2 separate regions of the Homo sapiens genome follow, and region 1 is linked to region 2. The links are chromatin loops, found by intact Hi-C in ENCODE. Cell type or tissue: heart left ventricle. All regions are shown on one strand. Links, peaks and the distances in the headings refer to the core of each region. The heading gives the core; the rest is flanking DNA.

Evidence for each region. Peaks named below come from ENCODE experiments on the same cell type or tissue, not always from the same donor. Only the 100,000 strongest peaks of a DNase experiment are listed, where the experiment ranks them.
Region 1: a loop joins it to region 2, with 4 times the contacts of the local background. A loop is called at or near these places in 13 of 110 quality-filtered maps.

The regions. Positions count from the first base shown.
Region 1 is chr15:69,066,416-69,083,415 of GRCh38, reverse strand. It overlaps LOC124903515 (a long non-coding RNA gene), which reads left to right and starts at 9,197. Exons shown (of 2, transcript XR_007064692.1): 1 at 9,197-12,103; 2 at 13,175-14,747. EWSAT1 (Ewing sarcoma associated transcript 1) reads right to left here and starts at 2,566. Exons shown (of 4, transcript NR_026949.1): 1 at 2,040-2,566. In heart left ventricle, for the core only: no CTCF peak of the experiment used is centred there; DNase peaks (open chromatin) are centred at 8,865 and 9,202; H3K4me3 peaks cover 1,410 bases; H3K27ac peaks cover 1,056 bases.
Region 2 is chr15:69,224,776-69,227,275 of GRCh38, reverse strand. The region is part of intron 2 of GLCE (glucuronic acid epimerase); the gene reads right to left. Among named protein-coding and RNA genes, the nearest start is that of GLCE, 65 kb to the right of the region's middle. In heart left ventricle, for the core only: a CTCF peak has its summit at 1,343; no DNase peak of the experiment used is centred there.

The DNA.
Region 1 (17,000 bases), core at 7,504-10,003, 150 kb after region 2:
GAGTCGAGATTGTGCCACTGCACTCTAGCCTGGGCAACAAAGTGAGACTCCGTCAAAAAAAAAAAAAGAACAAGAAGAAGAAGAAAGAAAAGAAAGGAAAGGAAAGAAAGAGAAAAAGAAAAGGAGACTGTCTTCAGGCCTCACAGAATTGGAGTCCTATTGGGGGAAATGGGAGGGTGGAGGCAGGTATCTCATGAAGTCCCACGGACCCACACAAGGTCTCCTGCATGGATCTCTTCCCCATCTCCCCTCTTCCTGTTGCCTCTCTAGCTTTTCACCTCTTTCTCCTCAGTAGCTACTGCTTCAGGAGAGAAGAGGTGAGATCTCTGAGAAGAAAGGTGTGGGGAGAAGGGGCTCCCTGAGGTGCAAGGCAGGAGGTGGGGAAAGGAGGACTTCTGCTTAAACTGTAGCTGCTTCACTCAATGAAGCACTCGTCTAAAATAAAACATATCTCATCCTCTAAAAACTAATCTTTTCCAGGAAAGAAAATACAACTACAGAAATAATATTTGGCCCACATAAGAAATTGATATTCCTCCTATTACTCTACTCATAACTCTATTTCCTGTGAGCAAACACTCTGACCTTATTAGCCCAAGAGAACATTTACATCCTCTCTGTCCAAGGTCAGATGACAAGATATCCTTTATTAACTTGACAAAACAGCATATTGTACTCAAGTTACCGACTCTTGTAATCACTCAGAAAGGAAATAGTGGTGGGTGTGGAATCCTGGGGAAGGCAGGGTAAGAAGTCTCTTTTCACTTGATCACATATTTTTAACGTACACGAAATTACAGTTTTTGTGTTTGTTTTTCACAATATCATAAGCACTGCCCCCCAAGTTTTTTTAAAACTCCCTAAAGACTCTATCTTATCTGAGCACGCTTGCAAATGAATTCATACTATTACATTGTAGAGCACAGCCGTGGTTCTGTGATTTTAGGAACAGAGGTCCTTACAGACCAGAAGACCTCATATTATTCTTGCTAAAATAAATCCTTAAGATTTCCCAATAGCTAGCTTAGTAATTGCTGGTAACTTTCCAAAGACATCACTGATAAGGAGCAGCTTCTGTTAGATGATTGGAAATATTGCCCTGGTTTTCAAAACTGTGTGTAGAAGGCACTGAGGCCAGGTTTGGCAGTAACCACATAAGCGGAGTCAAGAAACATATCCTAGGAGGAGACACAGTATCTGGGTCATTGTTTCCACAGCTGTCAGTCTATCCCAGGGAACAGAACTGAAGACATTTCATCCTGGACACAGGCAGGCAGCTGTGTTACTGCACAAGAGTGGACAGACGTGGAGCCAGCACATTCCTAACTTTGAATTCTGATCATCTCTGAGATTGTGTAGCCCTCAGTTCTCAACCCTGGTTGTACATTAAGGGGGGGAAAAAGCCAGTACTCAGGACTTATTACAGACTGATTAAAGAAAAGAATCTGAGTCTCCCCCCTCTGGAGAATCTGAGAGAGAAAGCTCTCTGTTCAATTTTCGTAGTTTGGATGACCTGGAAAGCCTCTATGGAGGCAGAGAGTGGGTTCTATGACCTCTGTTAGGTCCCCTTTCCCTCCCTGTGTTCCTTAGCCAGGACTTGGCAGGAAACCCTGGGATATCAACAGTTCCACAGAGCATTTTGCGCCCAGTTTTCTTGTTTTTATCTTGAGATCTCATCATCAGGGAGACTTGGAGAATAGGCCGGTAATTTTGAAACCACAACTTGGCTTCTGACTGCCTCAGGCCTTCTTGAAAGTTTCCACCAGCCAAGAGTTTCATCCAGATATCTGCAAGGGACCTTCAAGGGAACGGCTGGGAAGCTCATTGTCCCATTAGGACTCCCTATGACCTTCCCAGAGGGCCCAGCCACACAGATGCAGCCTGGAATGTGGCAGGAAGCTGCAGAACAGGCAGGAAGCCCAGCTCCACGTTACATCGCAAGCAGCCTCCAGCAGCCAGCCCTGAAATATCCCGTTTCTTCCTGATCCACCCCCACTCCCAAACACACATCTAACCAGCCAGTAAGATTCAGCAGTTACCTCTGAAACGCGTCTTGGATCTTCTGTCCTAACACCAACTCCCCAGCGCAGGAGCAATCTCCTAACTGGACTTCCAACCTCCAGTCTCTCCACCTCCAGCCCATTCTCCATGCCATGGCCAACATGATCTTACTAATCTAAGATCTTCTGGTTTGAAGATGGCATAAAGTTAGTAACCCTCCCTTCATTTTCTGGAAGTAATCCAAAAGCAAAAAGGACTTGAGCGATAAAAACACAAATTCCATTTTTAGTAAAAGTAGGAGACACCTAAACCACAAAATAGACGGAAGAGTTGCCAAAAGCAATAGAGCTTCAGCAGAGATGTTGCAGGAAGAAATAGAGCAAGGATGCTGTGCTGCAAAGTCTCTGGGACAGCCTGAAAAAGAATCCTCCAGAAGAGGAGGGGCACACCTGGATGCGGAATGCACAGAGCCCTTGTGTGCAGCAGCAGAAAACGGGTGCAGGTGCTGTGGCCTGAGCTCTGCTGGCTCAGGACTCAGACAAGCCATAGTTGTAGGAAATGGTCTGTTTCTGTGGCAACAGGGGAGGAGAGACTTTGCCTCGGGGAATCTTTGCCATTGGTTGGAAAGAATTCAAGGCTCAGTGAATTTACATCAACCCTGGGTCATAAGGAAAATTTAGCCAACCTGGAAGACAATCTTGGCCTCTCTCACACCTGAGGTCCACGGGGAAGAAAAAACATTACCTTCTTCAATAATGAGTAATATATACAAAGTTTTGACAAGAAACAAAGGAGGAAAAAAGAAAAAGCAAACAGCAAACAGCAGGTAAAGAAGATTCATCAAAAAACATTGTCATGGAGCAGATGACAATTTTAACGAGAAAATTAAGAAAACATAGCAAAGTAATTTCCCCCACAAAGAAAACACGCACATGAGAGATGAGGGAAGAGGTAATGAAACAGTGGGAGGAAATGAATCCTGAGCTGCCAGAGCTTGGGGAAGAAGTGAAAGAAAAAAAGAAAACTATCCAACCTTCACTCTTAAAAAATGAAGCCTCAAATCTGAAGCAGTAAAAGGGGAACACATACTGTGGAAACTCAATGAGAGATAGTGAGAGGAATAAGAAAAGGAGGCAAACTAAATGAAAATAAAGAATTAGAAAACAATAGGTACATTTGAAAGGCAAAGAAGAATTAATTTTATATGCATTAAATATGTCTGAAAGGGGCCGGGCATGGTGGCTCACGCCTGTATTCCCAGCACTTTGGGAGGCCGAGGCAGGCGGATCGCTAGAAGTCAGGAGTTCAAGACCAGCCTGGCCAACATGGTGAAACCCCGTCTCTATTAAAAATACAAAAATTAGCTGGCGCGCTGACACACACCTGTAGTCCCAGCTACGGGGAGGCTGAGGCAGGAAAATGACTTGAATCTGGGAGGTGGAGGTTGCAGTGAGCCGAAATCGCGCCACTGTACTCCAGCTTAGGAAACAGAGTGAGACTCCATCTCAAAGAAAAGGAAAACAAAATTCTGAAAGGGCACACAAGAAATTGATAGTATCAGTTGCTTTTAGGGAAGAAAATTGGGTTGGCCGTGAGGTAGGGTGGAAGGGGTGGAAGGAGGGCCAGGGTGGAAGGGAGATTTTTCACTTTTGTGTTTTTTAAAGTTTTGACTTGTATGAACATATTAGCTCATCAAAAACATTCAAATTAAGCAATACACACCCTGCCTCCAACACACACACACTTTCACAATCTGATTTTGTTACTGTCTGTTTAAAACCCTTCCATTGTTCTCATTTCTCTTAAGATAAAAAGCACATATCTAAAAATGGCTTATTAGTAGGGTGATCATATAATTTATTGTCCAACAGGGCACTTAAGATCAAAAAGATGCACTACAGATGTAAACTGGGACTAAGGCCATCTACTTATGAGGCAGGCCATGATCTGGCCCTTGTTTCCATCTCCAGCCTCATCTGTCACCTTCCAGCCCACAGGCTCTAACTGCAGTCTTACTGAGCTATAAGCAGCCACCCTCTTCCCTCCAGACCTCTCAGCACAAGCTGTCCCCTCTTCACAGTACTTTCCTTCTTCCAAGTCTCCCTACACCCTACACCCTACTCTTTGGCTTATTCTGTATATCCTTCGTGTCTGATTTACCTTACTTATTTAATCAGTTCTAAAATGCATGTTCTGGCCAGGCGCAGTAGCTCATGCCTGTAATTGCAGCATTTTGGTAGGTCAGAGTGGGAGGACTGCATGAGCCCAAGAGTTCGAGACTAGCCTGGGCAACATAGTGAGACATCGTCTTTACAAAAAGTTTAAAAAAAATTATGGTTGAGTGCAGTGGCTTATGTCTGTAATCCTAGCACTTTGGGAGGCTGAGGCAGGTGGATCGCTTGAGCTCAGGAGTTTGAGGCCAGCCCGGGCAACATGGCGAAACCCTGTCTCTACCAAAAAAAAAAAAAAAAAAATTAGCTGGGCGTGGTGGCATGTACCTGTAGTCCCAGCTACTAGGGAGGTTGAGATAAGAGGATTGCCTGAGCCTGGCAGGCAAAGGTTGCAGTGAGCTGAGATCGAGCCACTGCACTCCAGCCTGGGCAGCAACAGAATGAGACCTTGTCTCAACAACAACAAAAAAAAAAGTTAAAAAAAAAAATCCGGGCATGGTGGCTCATGCCTATAGTCCCATCTACTCAGGAGGTGGGAGGATCACTTGAGCCCACGAGGTTGAGGCCGCAGTGAGCTGAGATTGCACCACTACACTCCAGCCTGTGTGAGTGACAAAGACAGACCCTGTCTCTCAAAATAAATAAATAAAATAAAATGCACATTCCTCACCTCCCTACCACCCCGTTACATTTTCACATCTCTGAAATTAGAACAGATCTTGATAAAATCCACAACACGTCACGGTTCAATTGGCAGCATTTTTCTTAGTGGTGCATAAATTAATGATGCATCTTTTTTTTTTTTTTTTTTGAGACAGAGTCTCGCTCTGTTGCCCAGGCTGGAGTGCAGTGGCGCGATCTCAGCTCACTGCAACCTCTGCCTCCTGGGTTCACGCCATTCTCCTGCCTCAGCCTCCAGAGTAACCAGGACTACAGGTGCCCGCCACCACGCCCGGCTAATTTTTTGTATTTTTAGTACAGACGGGGTTTCACTGTGTTAGCCAGGATGGTCTCGATCTCCTGACCTCGTGATCCACCCGCCTTGGCCTCCCAAAGTTTTGGGATTACAGGCGTGAGCCACTGCGCCTGGCCAATGATGCATCTTACAACAGAAGGCATCTTGGGTTTGATGACCGGTGTTATCACACTGTACTGTAACTGCCTAGTTCCATAGCTAGCTTTCCACTTGCTGGGAAAGCTAGTCGTTGAGGGCAGGACTGTGTGTTATTTTTCATTGGGCTCCCACTGGCACTTACTGGAAAAATGGTAGTTCCACGATAAACATTTTCTGAATGTGCATGAATAAATGGATGCAGTTTCATCAACTTTTCTGAAAATACTTTGTATCTTTTTCTGCCTAGGCCCTACTTAACTGGTGACATAAAACTTACAATGAAGCAGAAAATTTCAGAAGAAAAATTTGTTTAAGGACAGGGGGTTTACTCTCAGACATTTCTGCACATTTTTCCCCGTCAACATTTCTGGTTTGCTCTGGGTCTTCAGATCTCCTGAAGACTCTCAATGACTGAATGAAGGCAATCAAGTTCCATATAGAAGAAATCTTTGTGTTTTTAAAAGCAGGACTTTAGATCTATAAAAGTGAAATAAAATTATTGTATACATTTGTATTTTCTTTCAAAGTTTCAATCTCACTCTTTTTTTTTTTTTTTTTGAGACAGAGTCTCACTCTGTCCCCCAGGCTGGAGTGCAGTGGCGCAATCTCGGCTCACTGCAAGCTCCGCCTCCCTGGTTCACGCCATTCTCCTGCCTCAGCCTCCCGAATAGCTGGGACTACAGGCGCCCGCCACCGCGCCCGGCTAATTTTTTGTATTTTTTAGTAGAGACAGGGTTTCACCGTGTTAGCCAGGATGGTCTCGATCTCCTGACCTCATGATCCACCCGCCTCGGCCTCCCAAAGTGCTGGGATTACAGGCTTGAGCCACTGCGCCCGGCCCTCAATCTCACTCTTAACTTGGTTCACAAAGCGGAAGTGACAAATACAAAACAGAAATTCATTTATTTATTCAACAAATATCTGCAGAATCCCCACCACTTGCTTGCATTCTTTTCCATACTGAGAACATCCCAGTGAATGAGACAAGGTCCTTTCCCTCTTGGAGCTTACAATCGAATGATGGTTGAGATACAATGATGTACATACAAATTAAAAACATAATATTTCAGAAGCTGTGACTGCAATGATGATATGTGAATATACCATTTTATTACACTTGTGGGTCCCCAGGCTTATCTGATCATAACAACTGCCAGGGAGCTTGTTCAAAATACAGATTCTTGGGCCCCTGCCAGCTCCACTGAATTAAGATCTACAGCAGAGAGGCTGGGGCAAAACTATTCTAGGGAGTGCTCCAGTAATTCTTGTGATCACCTAGGCTGTGTCAGAACTTTTGAACTTTGGCTGCAAGCTAGAATCACATGGAGAGCTGTGAAGATATGTGACACTGGATCCCTTTCCCATCACTTCTGATTTCACCCATCTGGGATGAGTCCTGCATCTGTATTTCAAAGCTCACCAGATGATGCTAGTGGGCAGCCAGGGTTGAGAATGGAGGGCTACACTGCCTCAGGGATGGTTGGAGGTCAGAATTAACAACTTGCTGCCCACTCCTGCTCAGGAATCAGGAATCAGGATCTTGTATGCAGCTGCTTGCCTGTGTCCAAGATTAAATGTCTTTAGCCTACACCCAGGGACAGATGGGCAGCTAACCCAGGTACTGTGTCTTCTGCGTCTGGCTTTATACCTTTGCCTTGGATGTAGCTCCTCCTTGGATGTGTTTCCTGTACAGAGCCAAGTCTGAGAGGTGACCCCTGCTGTAACATTTCAGCTGGGCCTGGCCTCAATACCCAGCTGTGATAACCTGATGCAACACTTCCACTCACCTAGCACAAGCCATTCTCTCTTAGCAGTTTCTTTGGAATGTCCTCAGTGTATAATTTCCATTAGTAACTTCATTTTGAAATCCCATCAAGCCTACCAGCTGCTATGCCAGGAACCCAAAATGCAAACACTCCAACAGTTCCCCTTTTAAGAAAAGAAGAAAATGTTTTCCTTTTTCAGCTCAAAAATTTCCAAAATCATTATGTCACTACACCTGGCCTCTGAGGGGAGAAGGAGAGGAAAACAAGAAGATGAAAACCCCAGAAAACCCTGGCGTGAGAAGCATTGTCATTCTCTTTTCCTACAACCAGCCCCTGAAGTCCCTACCACTCTAATACATTGTATCCTAACTGGGCACAATAGTAGTTTTTTTTTCCCCCCCAGAGGTAGTAGAGTGCTATGGAAAAAACTCAAGTTCAGGCCTTAGTTGGAGATGTGTGACTTCTGTAAGCCTCAGTTTCCCCATTTGTCAGTTTTGTTGTGAGGATTGGAGGAAGCATAACTAAAGCAGTAAGCATGACACCTGCACATAGTAGGTAGCTATGATTGTTATTGCATCCTCTCTGACTTTCGGTATTTTTCTCCTAGAGAAATGATTATGCTGGGATTTTTTTATGTCATTGCTCAATGAGCTGGAAAAGGCAGCCCTGCTGATTAGAATGCTGGTTTGCAGGAAACAGAGTGGTAGTGTTGACATTTGCAAAAAGCTTTCTTGCTAAACTTTAAACACTTGGCAGATCTAATCCTGCTGGCATTGCCTGTTAGTGATATTTCTATGGCTATAACGGACATGCCGATCAGACACCCAGGGAAAGGGCAGGATAATTGGTTTCCCTCAAGTTTCCAGCAAAGTTACGTGGACGCAAAGTCTATTTTAGCATGGAGGGAACTAATGTGTATTGAGTATTACCTGTCTAGCACATTTGGAGGTGCTCAATAAATGCTGAGAAGCTGAAACTGCATAGGCCAGAATGGACTATGCATTTTTATTCTGTGCTATGTGTTTTGCTATGGATAAATGGTTAATTTCAAATATTGATGTATTTTTTTGAGCAAAGGGTGTGTCAGTCCACATGCTAGGTTCTGGGACCATACCTGTAAGCAAAACAGAAAAGGTGTCTCTGCCTTCTGAGCCCTCAGCACAGAGAGGGTGACAGGGAAGAAACGGGAATATTCTCCTACTCTGTGTGCTAAGTCCTGTGATGGAGAAAGCACTGAAGGCATCTAACACAGCCTGGACTGAAAGCTAGGGAAGTGGAAATATATGCTGGCTCTGGAGGGCAATGGGAAACTCAGGGAAGGACTGAGCCTCGGAGGAACTGGAAACAGGTTAGCCGGCCGGTGCAGGAAGAGGAGAGAGGCAAGGTGAGGAGATCCCAACTGGTTTTGCAAACCTTACTGGATCTTCTGTTGGGCAGGCCAGTGTGCTGCAAGGCAAGGGCTTGTCGTTGCTATTAAAATAATTTCACAGAGGAAAATCGGCTTTTTGGTAAAGTTCCATTTAAAGTTGTTTTTTTTTTAATTACATTGATGGAGATAGTGGGTCTTATAATTTTAGGGCCTCCAAAGGTCTTAATCAGGCTCTGATGGTGAGCTCATTAGGGCAATGGGGAGTTATTGAAGCATTAGCAAGAGGGTGGCGAAAACGCCCTCCTTTCTCTTTGTCTCACCACGTTCCTGAGGACCTCTGTTCAGTAAGCGCAAACGGGCAGGCGTGGCTGCGGAGGTGGAGTCCATCCATTTCCTGGTTTTCTGCTCAGCCTGCGGGAAGGGCAGGGAAAGAGTTGGGGACTTGGTTGCTCCCTGGGCTTGGCACACCAGTTCAGCCTTGGCTTCGGGTCCAGGGTCCCCCACCCAAGCTCCCGTCTCTGGGGAAGCCCAGGCAGGGCGAGGACTAGCGCGGTGATCGGGAGGCTGGATCCTGGAGAGACAGGAGCCTGCTTTCCTGCCCCGAGCGGCCACGACCTCGTAGGGTTGCAAACCGAATCAATCCTCTCCGTGCCACCACCTCCAGTATCTTGTTTGTTCTCTGGACTCGATTCCTCCCTTTATGCAAAATCTGCTGGGACCTCCCGCGCCTGGAGACTCCCGGGGCGGCGTGCTGTCCCCACTGGGCGCGCAGCGCAGAGCGCCCCGGGCAGCGAGAGCGCTCCCTGCACCCAGCCCTGCTCCGGGCTCCCCACCGCGGCCCTTTTCTTAGGTTGTAGACACTCCCGCCCCTGCACGTTCCGAAAGCTGCACATCCAGCGGGAAAAGGCGAGAATGGGGTCGGGCAGTTCCCAACGTCCCCCTCCACAGCCCATCTCCGAGCACCCTAGGGGCAATGCCAAGCAAGCGAAAGACCACAGCGAGGCGGTTCCTCGCTGTTACTTTAAAACAAAGTGTGTGTTTTCTATGTTGGGATGTTAAGGAAAAACAAACAGGTAAAATAAGATGCTTGTAGTCACGACTCAGTGGGTAAAATGCTGTTTCTATTTATCTCCTCTTCCTTCCATCTCTGCTATCTGCCTGCCTCTCTCTCTTTTTATGATTTTCTTTGTTTTATCACACAGGGAATATGCAAATGCATTTTCATTGTAAGAAGTTGAAACAATGCAGGAGATTACAAAGTAAAATGTGAACACCATATTGCAACTCGCCACCCCCATTCCACTTTCCTCCACCCTGGTAAAACCACTGCCTGCCATTTGGTATGCGACATTCACTCCTATTCCACGCATTTACAAGTATGTGAAAGTACACATTCGGATATACACAAATATAACATTATTGCATATATGCACATATGTACATGCACACATAACTTTTTTGCAGTTTTATGTCATGGAGACCATACAGTAAGTGTTCTTCAGATTGTCATTTTCATGTACTAATATGTCTTAAGGAGCTGTCAATGACAGAACATACAGGTCTTTTACGCCATAGCTCTCTTTCTAATAGCTGCAAATTCCAAACTGTGGATTTCTCATGGATTATTTAACCTCCCATTATTTACATTTCTGGTGTTTCTTTTTTTAAATTTTTTATTTTCTTTCTCTTTTTTGTCATTACAAACAGGAAGCAATGATTATTGTATTAGTTATTTACTGCTGCCTAACACAATACTCCAAAAAGTAGTGGCTTAAAAGTATAATAAATATTTATAATCACTCACATTTTTTGCCAGTCAGGAATTCACAGCTTCTTGGGTGGGTGGTTTCTGGCTCAGTGTTTTGCATGGGCTTGCAGTCAAGATGTTGACTGAGGCGTCAGTCAAATGAGGCTTGACTAGGCCTGCAGGATCTATTTGCTCTCAGAGCTGGCAAGTGGATGTGGGCTGTTGGTGGCAGCCCTTAGTTTCTCACCCATGTGGGTCTCTCCACAAGGCTAATTGAGTGTCCTCACAACATGGTGGCTGTTTCCATCATAGCCAGTCATTCGAGAGAGCAAAGTAGAAGCATAGGGCCTTTTATGACCTAGCCTCCGAAGTCACACATTGTCACTTTGGCCACATTCTATTCATTAGGAGTAAGTCATTAAGTGTAGCCCTTTTGTGAAGGGAAGGGTATCAAAGAATTTGTGAACATATTTTAAAACCACTAGTATTACCCTTATACATAATCTTTGTGTAGTTGTGTGACTATTTCCTTAGAATACATTTCTAGAACTGGAATTGCTGGGTCTAGCAATATATGCACTTTTAACTTTGATAATTCCTCCTGTTTGTATTAGAAACTGTTCACTGTCCCCCTACTATCCATTTTCTCTTTTCTTCCTTTTAGCAATGAATCTCCTGAGTTTCAGGTGGGTATGAGTTGAGAATATATTTTCCACCCCCCTTGCTACTACATGGGGACGTGTAACTAAGTTATGACTGATGAGAAGCATTGTGTGCAATTTCTGAATCAGGTCCTTAAAATACGCTGTTTGTTGTACTTCTGCTTTCCCCAGGGAGAAATCTATTCAGAGAACAGATGTGGTAGTGGGAGTCAGCTTCCAGCAGGTGATGCAGGTAACACCCCTGGGGATGGTGGTACAATGTACAGAAAGAACCTGTGTCCTTGTATAACCTTGTGGAGCCGAGCCAGCCTTCTTTCCAGGACTTTCTACTAGCTTAGACTTTTGTATGAGAAAAAAATAAAATAAAGCTTTTATCTTGTTTCAGCCACTGTTACTTACTGATGATTTGCCTCCTCGAAAGCCTCCCCAACAATGTATGAGTATCCATTTCCTCCATCCTTGCCCACACTAGATATTATCAATCTTCAAAAAGCTATCAATCTGATGCCCCCCTAACTTATGACTTCATAATCTCCTTCACGTGCTATTGCTAGGGGCAGGGTGAAGGATATTGATATAAAATTCAAGAAAAAAACCTACCACAATCATATTAATAGAAAACACAAAGATATAATCTTGCTTTTGAGAAAGAAACTGCAATTTCAAAAGGACTCATACATCCCCCCATAGACTCTGCATGGATGCTGTGCCTTCCCTCAAAGGCATTACAGACTAACTGGGAAAAGGTATCTGGACATAGAAAACTAGCAGTACAGAGTGGAACAGTCTGGCTGGCTAATTCCTGGTACTGACCCAGGGAGATTGAGAAGGGAGCTGTGATGGAGGACATTTAGCCTCCCAAAGTCAGTGGTTCATGAATTTCGTATGCTATTCGGGTGAGAAGCAGGGAGAACGGAGTGGACTATCTGGGAGAAAGTTGTGGCAAATGCTAAGGGTACAGGCTCTGGAGTTAGACTGTCTACATTCATGTCCCATCCCTGCCACTTCACTCTGTTGGCACATACTTACTGAGTGCCTTCTGCAAGCAAGATACTATTGGTGAGGCTGGGCATTCCACGAGAAACTCTGCTGTAACTGGATCTTCCTTTCAGAGTGCTGAGACAGATGACGACAGGCTGGGCTTCAGTTCCCTCACCTGGAGAGTGATGAGAACACCAGCGCAAAATTCCAGGGCCATTGGGAAGATGGAATGAAATAGTACATGTAATGGCTCGCATCCATAGTGCCTGGAACATAACAAATGCTCGTAAAGGTAGGTGTTATCATTAAGAAAAGCCATGAAGGAGAAAGTCCCTAGAGCCCCCAAGGTTCCTTTCTGTGCCTTCACTGGTGACTCCCATAAACTTTGTTTTAATGCCCCCGATATAGTGTGGATATTTCTCCCCTCCAAATCTCATGTTGAAGTGTGATCCCAGTGTTGGAGGCGGGGGCTGGTGAGAAGTGTTAGGTCACGGGAGTGGGTCCCTCATAAATGGCTTGGTGCCCTCCCTGTGGTAATGAGTGAGTTTTTGCTCTATTAGTTAGAGTGAGATCTGATTGTATAAAAGAGCCTGGCACCTCTTCCTCCCTCTCTTGCTCCCTCTCCTGCCATGTGACCTGCCTACTCCCCCTTTGCCTTCTGCCATGAGTAAAAGCTTCCTGAGGCCTCACCAGAAGCCGAGCAGATGCCAGTGTCATGCTATCCAGCCTGCAGAACCATGAGCCAAATAAACCTCTTTTCTTTATAAACTACCCAGTCTCAGGTATTCCTTTATAGCAATGCAAAATGGACTAATACAACCCCCCCATAGAAAAACTCCTGCTTTCATAAAAGATATCAGTTCTTTCTCACTGAGGTGAAAATGATTGATGTAGTTTGATGCACTACTTCTGTTGCATTTACACTTTAGTGGAGAACATACTGTGTTTGGTTAAATCACAGGGACGAAAGTCTAATTATGAAATTTCAGGCATCAGCAAAGCTAAACCACAGGCATTTGGGCCAATTGAGGGTGCTTCACTGATGCTGCTGAAATAAACATTTTTAGGGAGCTGGCCCAGTCTTCTCTTCCCTTCCCTTCCCTTCCCTCTCTTCCAGTCCCTTCTTATCTCTCCTCTTCTGTCTCTGCTCCCCTGCCTCCCTTTTCTTTCTCTCCCTCCTCTTCCTCCTCTCCTCTGTCTCCTCTCTGTCTTTCCCTTGCTTAAATGGCTATCTAAGTCCCTGATGATTCAATGTGATTACGTTTCCATAGGCAGGTGTGTGTCTTGTTTAGTCACATTAAAAATAAATCACTTGGCCACACGCAGTCGATGCATCAATCTGTTACTTTCCTCTGCTTTCCAGGAACAGATTGCTCAAAAATCAGACGACTGTTGGGTGAAATGCGAGTGGGGAAAGGAGTGAGATGAAGGGAACAGAGCCCTTCCAAACTCGCCCTTCAGCCTTCCTACCCAATCAGAAAGGAAATCAGTCATGCCCACAATCCTGCCAATAACACAGTGTAGCGGCTGCATTCTTTGGACCAATGACAGTGAGCTGTAGAAGAAATCTCATTTGGAGAAGAGATGGGGGCTTGTGTTTACTGAACATCTACTACGAATCAGGCCCTGTGCTTTTTTTTGCATCTGTTCTCTTCTAAAGGGGAATCAGGATCCTGGCTGAGGGACCCTGGACTATTTCACCTTTCAGGATCTCAGTTTCTTTAGACCAAAAACACTAACTCTTATTTTTTTGTTGCACTTTTTTAAAAAAAATTAAACTTTAAGTTCTGGGGTACATGTGCAGAATGTGCAGGTTTGTTACATAGGTATACAAGTGCCATGGTGGTTTGCTGCACCCATCAACCCATCATCTACACTAGATATTTCAACTGATGCTATCCCTCCCCTAGCCCCCCAACCCCAAGACAGGCCCCAGTGTGTGATGTTCCCTTCCCTGTGTCCATGTGTTCTCATTGTTCAGCTCCCACTTATGAGTGAGAACATGTGGTGTTTGGTTTTCTGTTCTTGTGTTAATTTGCTGAGAAAGATGGTTTCCAGCTTCATCCATGTCCCTGCAAAGGACATGAACTCATCCTTTTTAATGGCTGCATAGTATTCCATGGTGCATATCTGCCACATTTTCTTTATCCAGTCTATCATTGATAGGCATAATTCCTATTCTTTAAAAAATTTTTTTTTGTAGAGATGGGGTCTTGGTATGTTTCCCAGGCTGGTCTCAAACTCCTGGGCTCAAGTGATCCTCCCACCTTGGCCTCCCAAAGTTCTGGGATTATAGGTATGAGCCACCACACTAATTCATATTCTAATAATTCTTTCTGGCATCAGGGACAAGTCTTGGGGTTATTCAGACCTAGCTCCACCCTTTTGGGTAAATTACTTATTATCTCTGAGCCTCAGTTTCTTCATCTCTAAAATGGGGATGGGAATCAAGATCAAATGAAAAAATGTATTTAAGACATCTTTTTAAAATGGACAGCTAATAGTGATGGTGTTTAATCTTTCCTTCATAATATGCACATTTTCACCCTCTTAGAGATTTTTTTATATTTTTTACAGGTTGGAATGGTGGTTTTCCAGGTGGTATGAGTATGTGTGAGTGTGAGTGTGTGTGTGTGTGTGTGTGTGTGTGTGTGTGTGTGTGTGTGTGTGTGTGTTCTTTTTATTCTTGATGAAAATAGTCTGAGGAAGAGACAGCTGAGGTTTTTTATAGTAATCTCGTCACTAATGACAACCAGACCCTGGCCTCCATAAATGCTACTGGGCATTCAGTCAAGGGGTAGCTAGTATCCCAAGATGTTCCCTAGCAAATCAGACCTCCCCTAGTGAATCACATCACCCTTGTGTGATCCCCTCCCACACTGAATCTGAGCTGGCCTGTGACTTGCTTTAACCAATAAAGTGTGTTGGAAGTGACACTAAGCTGTTTGTGGTCTAAGTTTTAAAAATCCTCAAATCTTATACTTTTGTGCTTTGGGGATCCTCAAGTCACTATGTAAGAAGTGTGGTCTCTCTGTGCTGGAGAGATCACATAGAACAAGTGGAGAAGGAGAGACCTTGAGAATATATGGATAGAGGAAGACAGGGAGGAAGGGAGGTCCAACTGTCCCAGCTTCACAACTGAGCCAGGCCTCCATCCACCCCCTCAAGGCACCAGCGAAGTGAGTGACTTATCCTGGATACTTCAGCCCAGTAGTCCCCAGATGACCGCAGCCCCAGCTGCTATCATGTGCAACAGAAGAACCACCCAGCTGATCCCAGTCAACCTTTGGACTCATGAGAGATGACAGAATGGTTGTCTTAAGCCATTCACTTTTGCATTGGTGTATTAAAAAGCAACAGATTATTGAAAAAGTCAGCAATATTTTTGAGCTTTCACTATGTACCAAATCATGGATTCTCATTAGGAGATATATAGAGGAACTGCCCGCAACTTCCCTCAGGAACTTAGTTTGGGCAAGAAGATTGTACAAAGGCAAGTATAAAGATTCTAGACATTTACTAATCCACACACACGTGTGTGTTTGGAAGTATGATGTAAACAGACTGTTTAGTGATGGGGTCATTAGGGTTCAGTTAGGGTCAGGAACACTCCTACAGGGAGAGAGTCTTGAGCTGGATTTTGAAGGAAAGGGCAGGTGCCAGTTCAGACAATGGCTGGGGTTGGAAATGGGGGGCATTGACAGCAACATAGCAATAAAATAGGAGCATGTGGAGTGGGAGCTGAGAAACTCAAGTTTGATATCAGCTGGACATAAAAATAATGGGTCTCAAAGGGGATCTTGCCAAGTCAGGTTCTAGGCCTGCAGCAGGGACCTCAGGAAAGCTGGTTATTTCATGATCTTCATTTTCTTCATTCCGTTTGGTAAAAACATAATTTGTGAATGGCAGCATAATCCCTTTATAAATGCCCCTGATTGTGGAGTCTCCTGGGGGAAACTTCCTCTTCAGCACCCATTGGAGGGGGCTCAGAAAGATGTGTTTAAGCTGTTTATAGAGGACCCTTTTAGGCCTCCCCCAAGGACAGCCCCCAAGGGGTGGGGGTTATAAGGGCCCCTCTGTGTGGCTGATGAGAAGCAGAGACATAAGCTAGGGAAGCACAGCCGAGACCAGAGCTAATTGGTTGGTAGTTGGCAGGTTAATGGCTCACATCAGGGATGATGCAAGGCTGTAGCCATATGGCAGGAATGACTTCAGGGTTTTCCTTTCTTTGCTTCTCTCCCTTCCTGGTCTTTGGTGGGGCTTTGAAGCTCTCCAGTCTGGGAAGATCTGGGTCATACTTGAATCCTCAGCTCTGGGAGTCAAGGCAAGGCCAAAAGGTGATGACCTGTACTATGAAATGTGGACTCATAGGAAAATGAGCCATTCTGCCAGTCCCTTGAGGAAGAGGGGTGCAAGTGCAAGTTGGAGGGGGCAAGGGGCAAGTGGTTCCAGCTCTGGGCAGAGAAAGACTGAGGGGTCAGGAAAACAGGTGGCTCATGACAGCATCTTTCTTCAAATTTTAGGGTGGTACCTTAGTTTATGATTCTACCCAGTTTACTCCATTTATAAACTTAGCATATACTGTTATTATTTTTCACAGTTACTGAGTTAGGCATATGTTCAATTGTAAGTAACAGAACTCCCAGCTAACAGTGGCCTAAGCAATGTAGACCTTCCCTCAGCCCACAAAGGATGATTGAGTGGCCACCACATACCAGGCGCTGTTCTAGGAGCTGGGAAAGAGCAGAGAGAAAAACAAACTTCTTTCCCTCATAGAGCAAGAAGGCAGCCCGGATCAGGGCAGGGCCTTGTCACTGTCCTGAATGCCTGGGGCTTCTGCCTCATGGGCATTGGAGACCTCAGGATGTCCAGGAATCTCAGTCAAGACAGGAAGCAGGAGAAAGAGGTGGATCAGCCTCCCTTGTTCCTTTCAGCAGAAGAGCAAAAGCTTCCCCAGAATCCCCAGCAGATCCCTCCTTACCGTCACTGGAGAACCAGGCCTGTGGCTACCTCAGAATCTTCATGGTTAACTTGGTCACTGTTTATGACCTGGGGCTGCCCAGAACAAGGCAGGGTTCAGTTTGCAAGGGAGAAGGAAATTGGGCAGGTAGTCAGAGTTGGGTTGTCTCTGTGTTTGCAGGGGAGGCAGACACTGGAGAAGGTAAACATTCCATGGCAAATATATCATT
Region 2 (2,500 bases), core at 1-2,500:
TTAGTTAGTCAGGATAATCTACTAGGCCTGGGGCTGTAACAAATATTCCCCATAATCTTAGAGACTTAGCAAAAATGTCTCTCTTACACATGGTCTACTGACTCAAATTGCATTTAAACAATAAATCATCCTTGATTTAGTTAGGCAATAATTATATATATTTTATACACATACACATTTTTCCCTACTAACATCCGACTCAAGAATATACTAATTAGAAAGCTCACTCTTGGCTGGGCATGGTGGCTCACGCCTGTAATTCCAGCACTTTGGGAGGCCGAGGCAGGTGGATCATCTGAGGTCAGGAGGTCGAGACCAGCCTGGCCAACATGGCGAAACCCTATCTCTACTAAAAGCACAAAAATTAGCTGAGTGTGGTGGTGGGCGCCTGTAATCCCAGCTACTCAGGAGGCTGAGGCAGGAAAATCGCTTGAACCTGGGAGGCGGAGGTTGCAGTGAGCCGAGATCACGCCACTGCACTCCAGCCTGGGTGACAAGAGCAAGATTAGGTCTCAAAAAAAAAAAAAAAAAAAAAAAAAAAAGGCAAGCAAGCAAGCTCACTCTGGCTGAAGATATGAAATCTATATTAAAAGTCCTGATTTATGGATCAGGGATGTGCATGAACATGAAATTCTTATACTTTCTATGCAATCAAGTTTTGATTTTCACTAAGAAATTGGAATCCATTTTAGTATAAGCTTTCCTATTTGGCAACTGAGCTTTACTCTTAAGACTCCATTATTCCTATGCTGTTTTGCAATAAACACTATGGACAAAGTAAAAACGCTACATTTTAGGAGTGACTAATTGACTATAATATTTCTCAGATTTTGCTATCTTCTACATTTGTACACTTGTAGGACAGACAGGGTTTATACAGACCAGAAGGCTTATCAGATCTTTATAAAAATATTCCTTTGTCAGTGTCTATTTAACTTAATAAAGTACTCAGAATTCTATCTAACCTAACACTTCCAACAACAGCAGTGTTTGGAATATTGCCAAAATCATGTTTATTACTTATGAAATAGAGTTTTGAAATGTTCATAATCTGGAATAGAAGTAATATTTGTGTCAAATACTCAATTCTAACTCAATTCACCTAAAGGTAGGTAGTTTAAGTTACAGAAAACGCCATGATCCCAAGATGGTCTAATAACTGTATCTAATAACAAAAGATTAAAATAGGTGTGTGTGTGTCTGTGTGTGTGTGTGTGTGTGTGTGTGTCTGTGCATGCGTGCACACGTGTATGTGTTTAGAGGAGGGAGGTTTGATGAATTTAGGCCCTTAAGTCCAATAAAAATTGGAAACGTCATATATGTAACACTGGGAGGCAGTATAACATAGAAGTTAAGGATGTAGGCTTTTAGCTGTTTTTTTCTGGGTTTGAATCCTGGCTCTATCACTTATTAACTCTGTGTATTTAAGAAAAAGTTTAACTTGTTTATATCTTAGTTTCCTCATATACCATATGGATTTAAAGAATACTTCATAATGTAGTATTAAATGAGTTAATGTACATAAATTGTTTAGATCGATGCCAGGCACAGAGAGAGTACTCAGTAAATGTTAGGAAATATCAGCACTACCACTCTGAAATCAGTAAAAGAATCCTTAGTATGCAAGTCAAAGTTCAAATCTACAAATTTACACATAATTTACAGGAAGTTGTGCATACTTTCAGTCTAATGTCTACTCAAGTTTCAAGACCTTCATTATTCCACAAAAAAATTATTGCTTATACATGATAACCTAATCAACAAGTGTTTACTGAATACCTACTAGGCACTGTGTGTACAAACAAGAGGCATAACAACTGCCCCTCAAAACCTTATAATTATTAACAAATTATTTAGACTATGATATAAGACCATATTTAATTGAATGCTGAACTCTGTGGTACAGAATATAAGTCCTGGTATATCCTAATGTTTACTGAAGACTAAGAGGACAGGGACTTCTATGACAGCCGACGCAAGGATGCCTAGCTTACTGCATACATTCCCAAAACTAAGGGCTTACTCTTTATTATGCCAACTGTAGGGCAGATGAAATAATCTAACCCCTCTCCACCTCTGCCCTGCAAAAAAGAAAAAAAAAAAGCTTTAAAATATTTGGCTAATGAAGCTTTTATTCCTAATACCAATAATCATACCTTTTTAGACATATTATATCACTATGGGTATATGTAGCACCATAAGCCATAGAACCACCAGCATAGTTATCTTGGGCTGCCATTCTAAACACAAAAAACAAAAATCTGATTTATTAGGAACCAAAAAACTATATCACTTATGTTGAGTTTACTATTAACATAATTTCTGCCATAAGAAATCACAGAGGGATTCAAGAAAGATGACAAAGTAGGAACCACCAGGAATCTGTCTCCCAACTTAGACAACAACTGCACTGGCAGAATCTGTCTAAAGTAATTATCTTGGAACTCTGTAGTCCACTGAAGGCTTGCAACTTCCAAGAGAAGGACTAAATGATAAAGTG